2 separate regions of the Homo sapiens genome follow, and region 1 is linked to region 2. A link is a loop called in an ENCODE intact Hi-C map of the cell type or tissue named here. Cell type or tissue: endothelial cell of umbilical vein. All regions are shown on one strand. Links, peaks and the distances in the headings refer to the core of each region. The heading gives the core; the rest is flanking DNA. Region 1 holds the start of AFG1L (AFG1 like ATPase). Region 2 overlaps AFG1L (AFG1 like ATPase).

The links. Hi-C counts contacts between places; a loop is a spot of excess contacts. Peaks named below come from ENCODE experiments on the same cell type or tissue, not always from the same donor. Only the 100,000 strongest peaks of a DNase experiment are listed, where the experiment ranks them.
Region 1: it touches region 2 in a loop (3-fold over the local background); 2 of 110 quality-filtered maps call a loop at or near these places.

What each region holds. Positions count from the first base shown.
Region 1 is chr6:108,291,538-108,296,919 of GRCh38, forward strand. It overlaps AFG1L (AFG1 like ATPase), which reads left to right and starts at 3,517. Exons shown (of 13, transcript NM_145315.5): 1 at 3,517-3,681. The coding sequence starts at 3,543. It also overlaps the pseudogene RNU6-1144P. RefSeq lists an enhancer at 3,369-3,858. In endothelial cell of umbilical vein, for the core only: no CTCF peak of the experiment used is centred there; DNase peaks (open chromatin) are centred at 3,324 and 3,544; H3K4me3 peaks cover 1,469 bases; H3K27ac peaks cover 1,195 bases.
Region 2 is chr6:108,490,133-108,495,514 of GRCh38, forward strand. All of the region lies in intron 10 of AFG1L (AFG1 like ATPase), which reads left to right. It overlaps LOC124901370 (a long non-coding RNA gene), which reads right to left. Exons shown (of 3, transcript XR_007059698.1): 1 at 1,223-5,382. Among named protein-coding and RNA genes, the nearest start is that of FOXO3, 68 kb to the right of the region's middle. In endothelial cell of umbilical vein, for the core only: a CTCF peak has its summit at 2,204 (motif pointing left); a DNase peak (open chromatin) is centred at 2,169.

The DNA of each region.
Region 1 (5,382 bases), core at 256-5,255, 200 kb before region 2:
CCTGGGTGGCAGAGAAAGACCCTGTCTCAAAAAAAAAAAAAAAAGAAAAAGAAGAAAAACAGAGAGAGCTTGAATTAGTGACAAAATCAGAGCTGAAATATAACTCCTGACTCAGTATGTTTTCTATTGACCACTTTCTTTCTTATTTCCTCATTTCTTTCATTGTATTTGTCCTTCTCTAGACTATTTTAGTTTGGTTTTATGCTTAATATTAGATGCCAGAGCTACTTGCCATTTTCTCTAGGAAGATTTTTTAAATAAGGACAAGAAAATACCTTGTAATTTTATGACTTATTTCAAATAGTTTTCCTGACAATGTTAAAAAATTTTTTCAGGCTAATTATTTTGTTTAATTTGTTTTAGGAATTGCAGGAACAGCAGGATTAATGTTTTAATAAAATGGTTTACAATGGCTACTTAGTCTTCTGGTCATTCTCTTGACTACATCAATTATAATATAATTGAATACATCAATTACAATCTAAGTTATTAAGTTAATCTAAGTTATTTCCCTCTAAATTAGCTTACATTTGTACAAAATAAAGTTAATTTCCTAAGTTTCTACTTGCACAACCATGTGAAAATTTCCTGTAGGTCTTCTTTGGCATCAAATTATCCATGAGTGCTTATATCACCTCCATAATTATTAAGCTGTTGGAATTTCTAATAAAGGATAATTTCATTGGCCAAGGCAAGTGATTTTTCGGAGCAAACATAATGAAATCTAAATACTCTCTGAGAGTCTTTTGAGTGTGATAAATACATATGCAAGTCAAGGGAGAAACAATCAGATTTTTCAAAAGGTCTTTCACAAAGTGTCACACCAAAAATTAGCAACAAAATAAAAAAAAAATCACCATAGTATGGAAGAACAGTTTGTCATGTCAGGCAGTGGAATTACAGAGAGAAGATAAATAGTACGTGTAAATTGGCTTATTTTGACAGATACAATCAAAATAATTTTTTCCATGAATGATTTGACCAAGTTGGTAGAGACGTCTCTAAATTATTATACCGTGCTACACTTTCTCTTTCTTGTTTCTTTGGAATCCCTCTTCTAGTGTGGACCAACTGTCTGACTTCCTAGAGTTCTTCTTAGTGTAGTCTTTTCATTTGTTTTCACACAACTGAAGTTTCTCCTTCCTATACTCCAGACTTTCTTGCCTGCCTGACTTCACTGTATTCCCTGTTCTTGGAAGGTCTTTATCTCTTAAAAGTTAAGCTTGTAGTGCTTGCTTTGGCAGCACATATATTAAAATTGGAACGATACAGAGATTAGCATGATCTCTGCGCAAGGATGACACACAAATTCGTGAAGTAGTCCATGTTTTTAAAAATTAAAAAAAAAAAAGCTTTAAAGCTTGGGATGGTGGTTGGCACCTGTAGTCCCAGCTACTGGGGAGGCTGAAGCAGGAGGATCATGTAAGTTCAGGTGTTCAAGGCTACTATGCACAATGATGGAGTCTGTGAATAGCCACAGCACTTGGGCCTGGGCAACATAGTGAGGCCACTTCTCTTAAAAAAAAAAAAAACAAAAAACAAAAAAACAAAAGTTGAGTTTTTAGAAGGCCTTTTTGATTTACCAGCCAAACTGCTCTCTCATTGATTCCACAACACTGAATTATCTTTTAGCATGATCTCTGCGCAAGGATGACACACAAATTCGTGAAGTAGTCCATGTTTTTAAAAATTAAAAAAAAAAAAGCTTTAAAGCTTGGGATGGTGGTTGGCACCTGTAGTCCCAGCTACTGGGGAGGCTGAAGCAGGAGGATCATGTAAGTTCAGGTGTTCAAGGCTACTATGCACAATGATGGAGTCTGTGAATAGCCACAGCACTTGGGCCTGGGCAACATAGTGAGGCCACTTCTCTTAAAAAAAAAAAAACAAAAAACAAAAAAACAAAAGTTGAGTTTTTAGAAGGCCTTTTTGATTTACCAGCCAAACTGCTCTCTCATTGATTCCACAACACTGAATTATCTTTATTTTTAAAAAAATTTATTCTAAAAGTCTTTGTATTTTGTTCCCTCCCCCTTCCCCCTTCCCCTCCCCTTCACTCCCCCTTCCCCTCCCCTTCACTCCCCCTTCCCCTCCCCTCCTCTTCTCTTTTCTTTTTTTGAGACAGAGTCTCGCTCAGCTGCCCAGGCTGGAGTGCAGTGGCACGATCTCGACTCACTGCAGCCACCCTCTCCCGGATTCAAGCGATTCTCCCTGCCTCCGCCTCCCAAGTAGCTGGGATTATAGGCACCTGCCATCATGCCGGCTAATTTTTGTATTTTAGTAGAGACAGGGTTTCACCATGTTGGCTAGGCTGGTCTTGAACTCCTGACCTCAGGTGATACGCCTGCCTCAGCCTCCTAAAGTGCTAGGATTACAGGCGTGAGCCACCGCGCCGGGCCTTCTCTTTTTTTTTTTTTTTTTGTTTTTTTTTTGTTTTTTTGAGACAGGGACTCACTCTGTCTCCCAGGCAGGAGTGCAGTGGCACAATCCCAGCTCACTACAGCCTCCACCTCCTGGACGCAACCCCCACCTCGGCCTCCCTAGTAACTAGGACTACAGGGCACAGGCCACCATGCCCAGTTTTGTATTTTTTGCAGAGACAGGATCTCGCTATGTTGCCCAGACTGGTCTCAAACTCCCGGGCTCAAGCGATTCTCCTGCCTGGGCCTCCCAGGCATGAGCCACCTAGCCCGGCCTGTATTATCTTTTCTGGAATTCATCTCGCTTACTGGATTGCCAGCCTCTTCTGGACAGCAATTTGTACTCCTAATTCGCTTATTATAGTATGTCAAAGCATTTATTGTTTAATCAAATTAGGGCAGATCAATGAGAAGTTACCCTTCGGATACACTGTCCCATGACTTCTCCGTCCACCGACAGTCCTTCTTAGGCCCTTGGCTTTCCCATGCCACTTATACAATCTTTCAAAACATTTGAGTGCGTACCATTTATATTATTCAAATACGAAAAGGGAAAGCGGTAGGCGCACATTTCAGGTACTCGTCAAAGATGAGTTGGACGCTGGAGATAAAATAAAAAATGGGCCTACCATTTAGGGAGGTGTGACGAAGTGACACCACTCTTCCGTTAAAACCCGAGGGCCCATTGGGTCACCTCCATTTTATTCAGGTTTCGGAATCTCGGTCATGTGAGCTAACTTAAAAGGCTCAAGAGTGGTTACCTGCCTACCCGTCATAATCACTTCCCAATTCCTTGAAAACTTCGGGTTCCTCGGCCGGCCGCCAGCGCCGGGCGGAGAATCGCCCTCCCTCCCACTGCCCAGACTGGAGCTGCCTGTTCCGTTCCACCCCGCCCCACCCCACTGCATGCTGGGAGTCGTAGTCCCGGCTGGCAGCGTCCGGAAGGACGGGAGGGCACGGGAGTGCAGCCCGCCCATGTGGCTACTGGAGGTCACGTTCCCTAACTGATCCCTTGGTTCTCTCGGGTGGAGCCTTCAGCGTGCACGGCGGGGTTTGACTTTGCCACCGTCTCTCTTCTGGGTTCCAATAAAGTTTTCCTCTTCCTCTCCTCGTACGGAGTTCAAGATGGCGGCCTCCTGGTCGCTCTTGGTTACCCTGCGCCCCTTAGCACAGAGCCCGCTGAGAGGGAGATGTGTTGGGTGCGGGGCCTGGGCCGCCGCTCTCGCTCCTCTGGCCACCGCCCCTGGGAAGCCCTTTTGGAAAGGTCAGTGACTGTGCCATGAGTAGTCCGAGCCGACTGCATATGACTGGAGAAGCCTCTGGGATTACCCTCCCTGTCCGATCTACCCCAGGTGTCTCCTGCTTTCACGAAGCTGAGGGCTCCTCGAGAGGAGTTTCCATTTCTCTTGACCTTTTATACTGTCTGTGAATGAGCCCTGAGCACTGAGGGAAATGACCCTGAGTGACTTTCATTTTGAGGGTCAGAGGTTGACTCAGAGTTTGTTCCTTCCGGGACGTTTAGAGAGCTGAACCTAGTGGGAGTGCCTGGCTTGAAGAGATGCAGGTGTGGGGTTGGGGCCTGGGGACCCCTACCCTCTGCGTTTTCCAAGCTCTCGGGGCTGGTGACTGACGGGCACTGGAGGAAGAGCCGCGCCTGGGACCTCTGCAGGCCCTGATGTCTCTCGTGATTCTAGGAAGGAAGGTCCACACACATTCTCAGATTGAGGGATCGATTCTTGGTGTTCTTTTCAAGTCACTAGGGGCTTCAGTGGAATTATTTTGTCACCGGGCTTTCTTTCTCCCTGGCTTCCTTCATTCAGTTATATGTTCATGAATGAATGAATGAATGTATATTCTGAGTAACCAAGAGTGCCAGTTTTACTGCTCTATTCATGTATTCGCACTAAACTGCACGATTTTCAAAGGCAAGGACATTGTGTCATTGTTTCCTAAGCACTTAGCGCAATGATTGGTACTTGACGTGCAAATATGATTTTTGAGTGAATGAATGAATGAAATTATTCTCCTTGTCTCCCTCATCCACATACTCGTTTTCCTTTTTCTCAAATCCAAGCAACCCCTGTAATATACCTTAATAGATTGATAGACCTTAATAAGGTATATACCTTAATAGATTATTTATTAATTTAGCTAAAAATATGACAATCTTTGACCCTTATCATCAATGCAGTTGAAATTAATACTAGAACTTTGATTAGGTCACCTTACGTCTTTCTGCAAAGATTAGCATAATGCATTTAGTATAATGGAATAGGCTCCACACACTGCCTGGGGGTAGCCCTGATCTGCTGGAGTAGTCGTTAAAAGTAAATAAATAAATAAAGATATAATGGAATATTCTGGTAGTGTAAGCTGTGGATTATAATATAAATTTTATTTTTCATTTTTGGTAGTCAATAAAAGCAAATGCTATAAATTTCAACAGGTGCAAGAAAGAATATGGCAAAATGTAAGGCTTTTTTCTATCCCTATCCCTTAGCTGCTTAGTTTTTCTCCTCAGAGGCAATCTGTGATACTAGTTTCTTATGTATTCTTCCAGATATATTCTGTGTATGTATAAGCATATACATATATAGATAATGGTATTAAAAAAATAGAAGTAGTAACATGCTGTACACATTGTTTTGTGTATACAGCAGTTAATTCTGTTAATTGTTAATTTCTTTTTAAATTTAGTAGCTTGGAGATCATTCCATATCAATACCATATCAATTTCATATGAATAGAACTGCCTCGTGTTTTAAGTTTTAAAAATAGTATTCCATTCTATGTATATACCATGATTTATGAACATTAAAGATTTAAGGAGCATCATTATAACATATAAAATTCACTGAATGCTTATTCTGTGTCATACAATATACTAAGTACTTTCTACATACATTATCTTATTATTCCTCATTATCCTCATTTTGGAGATCATGAATCCAAGGTTGCTGAAGTT
Region 2 (5,382 bases), core at 120-5,119:
GGTGGATCACAAGGTCAAGAGATGGAGACCATCCTGGTCAACATGGTAAAACCCCATCTCTACTAAAAATACAAAAATTAGCTGGGTGTGGTGGCGCATGCCTTTTAGTCACAGCTACTCGGGAGGCTGAAGCAGGAGAATCACTTGAACCCAGGAGGCGGAGGTTGTAGTGAGCCGAAATCACGCCAGTACACTCCAGCCTGGCGACAGAGAGAGACTTCGTCTCAAAAGCAAACAAACAAACAAAAAAACAGAAGTAATTTACTAGATCAGTAATATCTTAGGGTTTGGATGTTACTTTGTAGAAAATCTTAATATAGTAAGCCACTGTCATAAGTTTATTAATTACCTAATCTTACTGCTTTTTAGCCTTAGCATATGTGAAAAACTGTAAGTTGTAAATTACTATACACATTTACATGGGAATATAAAAATTATCTTGCATACATGTTTGTACTGTCAATTTCTTTCCTGAACTTTCTGCATTGTCTCCCTATCATGTCCTATATAAATCCAAATAGTTACATAGTCACATCATCCGAACTGCAGCCTTTGCAATGCACTTCTTAATCTCCCCCTTCACTGCTTTATTAAAGCCAACGATGCTTTGTCTTTCTCAGGCTACTTCTTTATGCCAAATTCCATTCAATTTCGTGTTCATGAAATAGATTTCTACTTCCCTACACTGGGCTATTTCCCTCTGTTGAAAACCCACCTTCTCTAAGAATATCTCTCTCTACTGACGGATGCTCAGTACATACTTGGTAACTAACAAAATCAAAAGAGGCACTGCTGTTTATTATCTGAAGTTCTTACTGACATTTTATTTCCCTGATTCTCTTTTGCCTCCTGTTTAACTGAAAGCAGATGAAATAAGCTTTAAGCAGAAATAGAATAATTTTAGCATGGATTTATTTATGTCTTATCTGATTCCAAAAAGTATTTTATATGTGTGTACAGATACACACACACAACCATATACACACAGAATTAAATTTTTTAAAAATCAGGACAAAGGGAAAATAATGAATACTTAAGCTGAAAGACAGAAAAGTTAATATACATAAATCTACATCATAAACTTCTACATAGTTCTTAAAATCAAACAATTAAGTCAACACTCAGCCTTCTATCAGCCAAAGAGGGGAAAAGATATTCAGTAAGTTAGAAGATAAAAACAAACCAGTTACTCAGAAGTGATGATTTTTACTGGCACTTGTACCTTTCATAAATGGACTTCTGAAAGATGCCAGGAGACATTTCCTCAGCACCATTCCTGCTGCCGACATATGCTTGTATCTGATAGATTCTTATATCCAAGCTGAAAACATAATGACAAAGTAAAGTTTAATGAAACTATGCTATAAGGGCAAAAATAGTACTTTACAGCTGAGCTTTTCTCTTTATTTATCTGGCTTGATCCAGAAAAAATAGTTCTAAATGTTTAGAGATTGAATAGATGCATGTTATTCCGGCCTTTCATGGATGTTTTTATCTTTTAATAAAATTTGGGCAGCAGATAATTCAAGGTTGTCTTTTGGCAAGAAGATGAAGTGAATAATTCTGTTAGTCTTACTCATAGTTTGAAGGGCTTGGCCCTTTATTCCAGCAGCACGGGGAGATATTCAGTCTTGCCCTGATTCACTTTTTAATATCTTTTGAATATGAATTAGAATTTTTAACTGAGTATTTCCATGATTTGGAAAGCAGAAGAGTGGGAGGAAGAAAGCAACTCTTCAATATCCACTTCTTTTCCAGCTCTGATTAAGCTTTTCAAATATCCAAGCCTGAGAGAGTTCCATTTCTTTCCAATGGACTCTCACAAAGAAAGCAAAACAAACAAAAACAACAGCAAAAAGCAAAACAAAAGTAACAAAACCTCTGCATTTACAAGACTTTAACGTGTTCAGAAGTTACAGTTCTCAAATTTAAAATAACTTCTTAGCTATTCTAAAGCCTTTTCTCCTTTTTCATTTTGGGATCCTAAATATCTCTTTTTGTGCCACTTAGCTCTGATTTCCAAAGGAAAAAGTTAACACTGGTTCACCTTTCATGTCACATGCACATGCAAGACTGGTGTCAGAGAGTCTAGAACCTGACCTTGCACTATGCAGCTCATCTTTCCCATTTCTTCTGGGTAGATCTCAAAGCCAGACAAATGTACAAGTCTTTCCTCCCAAGGAGATGTAGCAAATACTGCCCTCTACTGAGGGTACAATCAGGATGGCTTGATTATGTTAATGATTAAGTACTGATTTCAATGATTATGGTAGAATAATGCTGGTACTAATTACTTCATCATTATTATATACTTTCTTATTAAAATCATTATATTCAGAAAGAGAATACAAAAGTGGTGGAAACATATTTCAGCCTTGGCCACATTCACTTATTATGTTCTGTAGTCTGGACAATCAGATATCACAGCACTATGTCTGAGGCATTCATGATAATGTTTAAACTTCCTTCTGTTTTGAACTAGCTAAGAAAATACCTTTTCCAGTGGGAAATTAGAAGGAGTTATTACAACATTATTTTAACAAAGGAGCTTGTGAAATAATTCTAGCAACAGTTGGGCTATTTTTCTTCCCCTTGCCAGTATTTTTTTTTTGTATCTACTGGATTGCTAATATTCAGAGTAATTTCACAGGACTAGCTATTAATGCAGTTACAATAAATTTTTTCTTTGTTCTTTATGACTTTAAAGGGTGAATTGTACATGTTTAACAGTACAGGATCATGTTAAAGTAAATGCCTTTTAACAAAAAGCTTCTCAAAAATATTAAACTAACCAATCAAATAATTATACACACACACACACACACAGAGAGAGACATACATTTGTAACGGCATGTTTTTAAAAAATGTTATATTATCTGTGTTCCTGGATCTGGAAAGTATGGGTTCTTTTATTAGGCTAAATGCTTACTGTAATGTACTATCCAGCTCACTTGTGCTGTTCCTGTTTTTCTAGAACAGGGTTTGCTTAGGATTGGCCTGAAGCTAAACAAATCTTAGCAAGGGAGCCGTGAGAATCAAAACCTAGTGATCCGAAGTGTTCCCACAGCATCTGATAAACTCCAAAGCTTAAACCTCTGGTTTCTTTAATTCAGAAACCTTAGATACTGTGAGAACTAGGAGGAGAGTCGAGCCAGGCTAAATCGTCTGGTGGTGAAGATAGCTTCCAGAACATGGTGAGCCAAGGTGTGTGAAGACCCATTTCCTCCAGCCTCACAAACCAAAGCAGCAGCCTTGTTCTTCACAGACTCCCTCTGCCTTCTGACTGCCCCTCACACTACAGTTAAGCTGAAAACTTAAGCTGAATAAAGAAGCTAGGCAAGACTTTCTAACTCTAGAAATATGGAGGGTCTTTCTGAGTGGGGGCTCTGAGCTACACTAGCTCATTTGCTGTTGTTAATTCTGTTGTACGGTCGAACCCAGTTTATCCCATTTCCAAAAGGAGCAACTTGACTTCTCCTAGATTTTAGATGTCTACCAAACAACAGATACCAGGTAATTAGCAAGGTATAGTCTGGTTCATTCAGTCCCAGGTGGTTAGTACAACCCATTCCACTAATTTTTACCATGTCGTGGATATGCTTTTGCAGTTGTTATGTATTGTCTTGGAGTTGTATTGATGCTTACATTTAGCGATGCTCATTAATGATGATGATGCTAATTAGGACGATTTCCTACTTCTTCATCTTCTTTTTCTTCTGTTTTTGAGACACAGTCTCACTGTCACTCAGGCTGGAGTGCAGTGGCATGATCTCAGCTCACTGCAACCTCCGCCCTTCAGGTTCAAGCGATTCTTGTACGTCAGCCTCCTGTGTAGCTACAGGCCTGTGCCACCATGCCTTGCTAATTTTTGTATTTTAGTAGAGATGGGGTTTTGTCATATTGGCCAGGCCAGTCTCGAGCTCAAGCAATCCGCCCGTCTCGGCCTCCCAAACTGCTGGGATTACAGGTGTGAGTCACCACACCTGGCGTCACATTTTCATTTTGGTTTTCTGTTTTTATGCCAATTGTTTCCATCCCCGCTCCCCCTGCTCCCCTGCCCCAGTGAGTCCAGCACGGTGCTTTTCACCTGGTAGATCTGATTCGATAGACCTGACTTGATGTGGCTTGTGTCTTGAGAAAATTGTCAGTTTCAGGATCCCCAGAATTAGACATCTCCAGAATTTGGAGATCTCTTTATTACATACACAAAGCTGGTCGAGTAGAGTAGAGGAGTGTACCCTCCTCTAGTTTGTCACATTGATTTTTTTGTTAAGTCATTGTTTCTACAAGCAAAATATGCCCCCCCCACCCCGCAAAAAAATACTGTATTAACCATTAAAAGGGGATGAGAATTTAGCAAAAATCTGGCAGATTTAGGTAGAACCAACCTCCTGCCATTGAGACTGTGTAAATCAAATGGCAAAACTTTCCCTCAGCACTCCAAAGAACACCCTGAGAAGCAGAATGTGTTAAGAATTGGTGATATTTTCTAGAATGGTGAGATATTTCCCAGCTGGGTGTTTGGACTTCATATTCGTGAGATTTCTCATATTGAGGTGCCATATGAATCTTGGGAAATTATTTACTCTGCAAATACACACATTTCAGTGCTCTGCTTTTCTTTCTTTTTTTCTTTTCTTTTCTTTTTTTTTTTTTCAGACAGAGTCTTGCTCTGTCACCCAGGCTGGAGTGCAGTGGTCCCATCTCAGCTCACTGCAACCTACGCCTCCCAGGTTCCAGTGATTCTCCTGCCTCAGCCTCCTGAGTAGCTAGGATTACAGGCGTGCACCACCCTGCCCAGCTAAATTTTTTTTGTATTTTTAGTAGAGATGGGGTTTCACCATGTTGGCCAGGCTGGTCTTCAACTCCTGACCTCAAGTGATCCACCCATCTCGGCCTCCCAAAGTGCTGGGATTACAAGCATGAGCCACCACACCCAGCCTTGTTTTTCTAATTATTATATTTATTATTTTGGAATCTGGCACATAAAAATAGTCTTAACATCAATTCGTGTGATATTTTCAGTTTGTTTTGAAAAGGATACATTCATCCTAATTCCATTCAAGCATTTTCTATTAAAAGGTACTTCTCTTTAAGATATGAAGTATTGTCATTGCCATGTAAATAAAGTAAGATACCACGCATGTTTGTTTAATGAACAGCTATCAGCGTATTCCTACAAAGGGTTTATAAGGAGGAGTCTATACAGATAAAGAGTAACCCTTAGGACCGTATAATCTAGATAGAGCTTGAAATCATAATCGTCCTACTTCAGCTGAAATAATGGTAGCAGAGCAGAGCATTAGTGAGGCAGAGGAAAAAGAAACTCCAGCTGACAGCTCATTTGGGTATACTGAAGTGGATCATTGTAGGGCAGAAGGT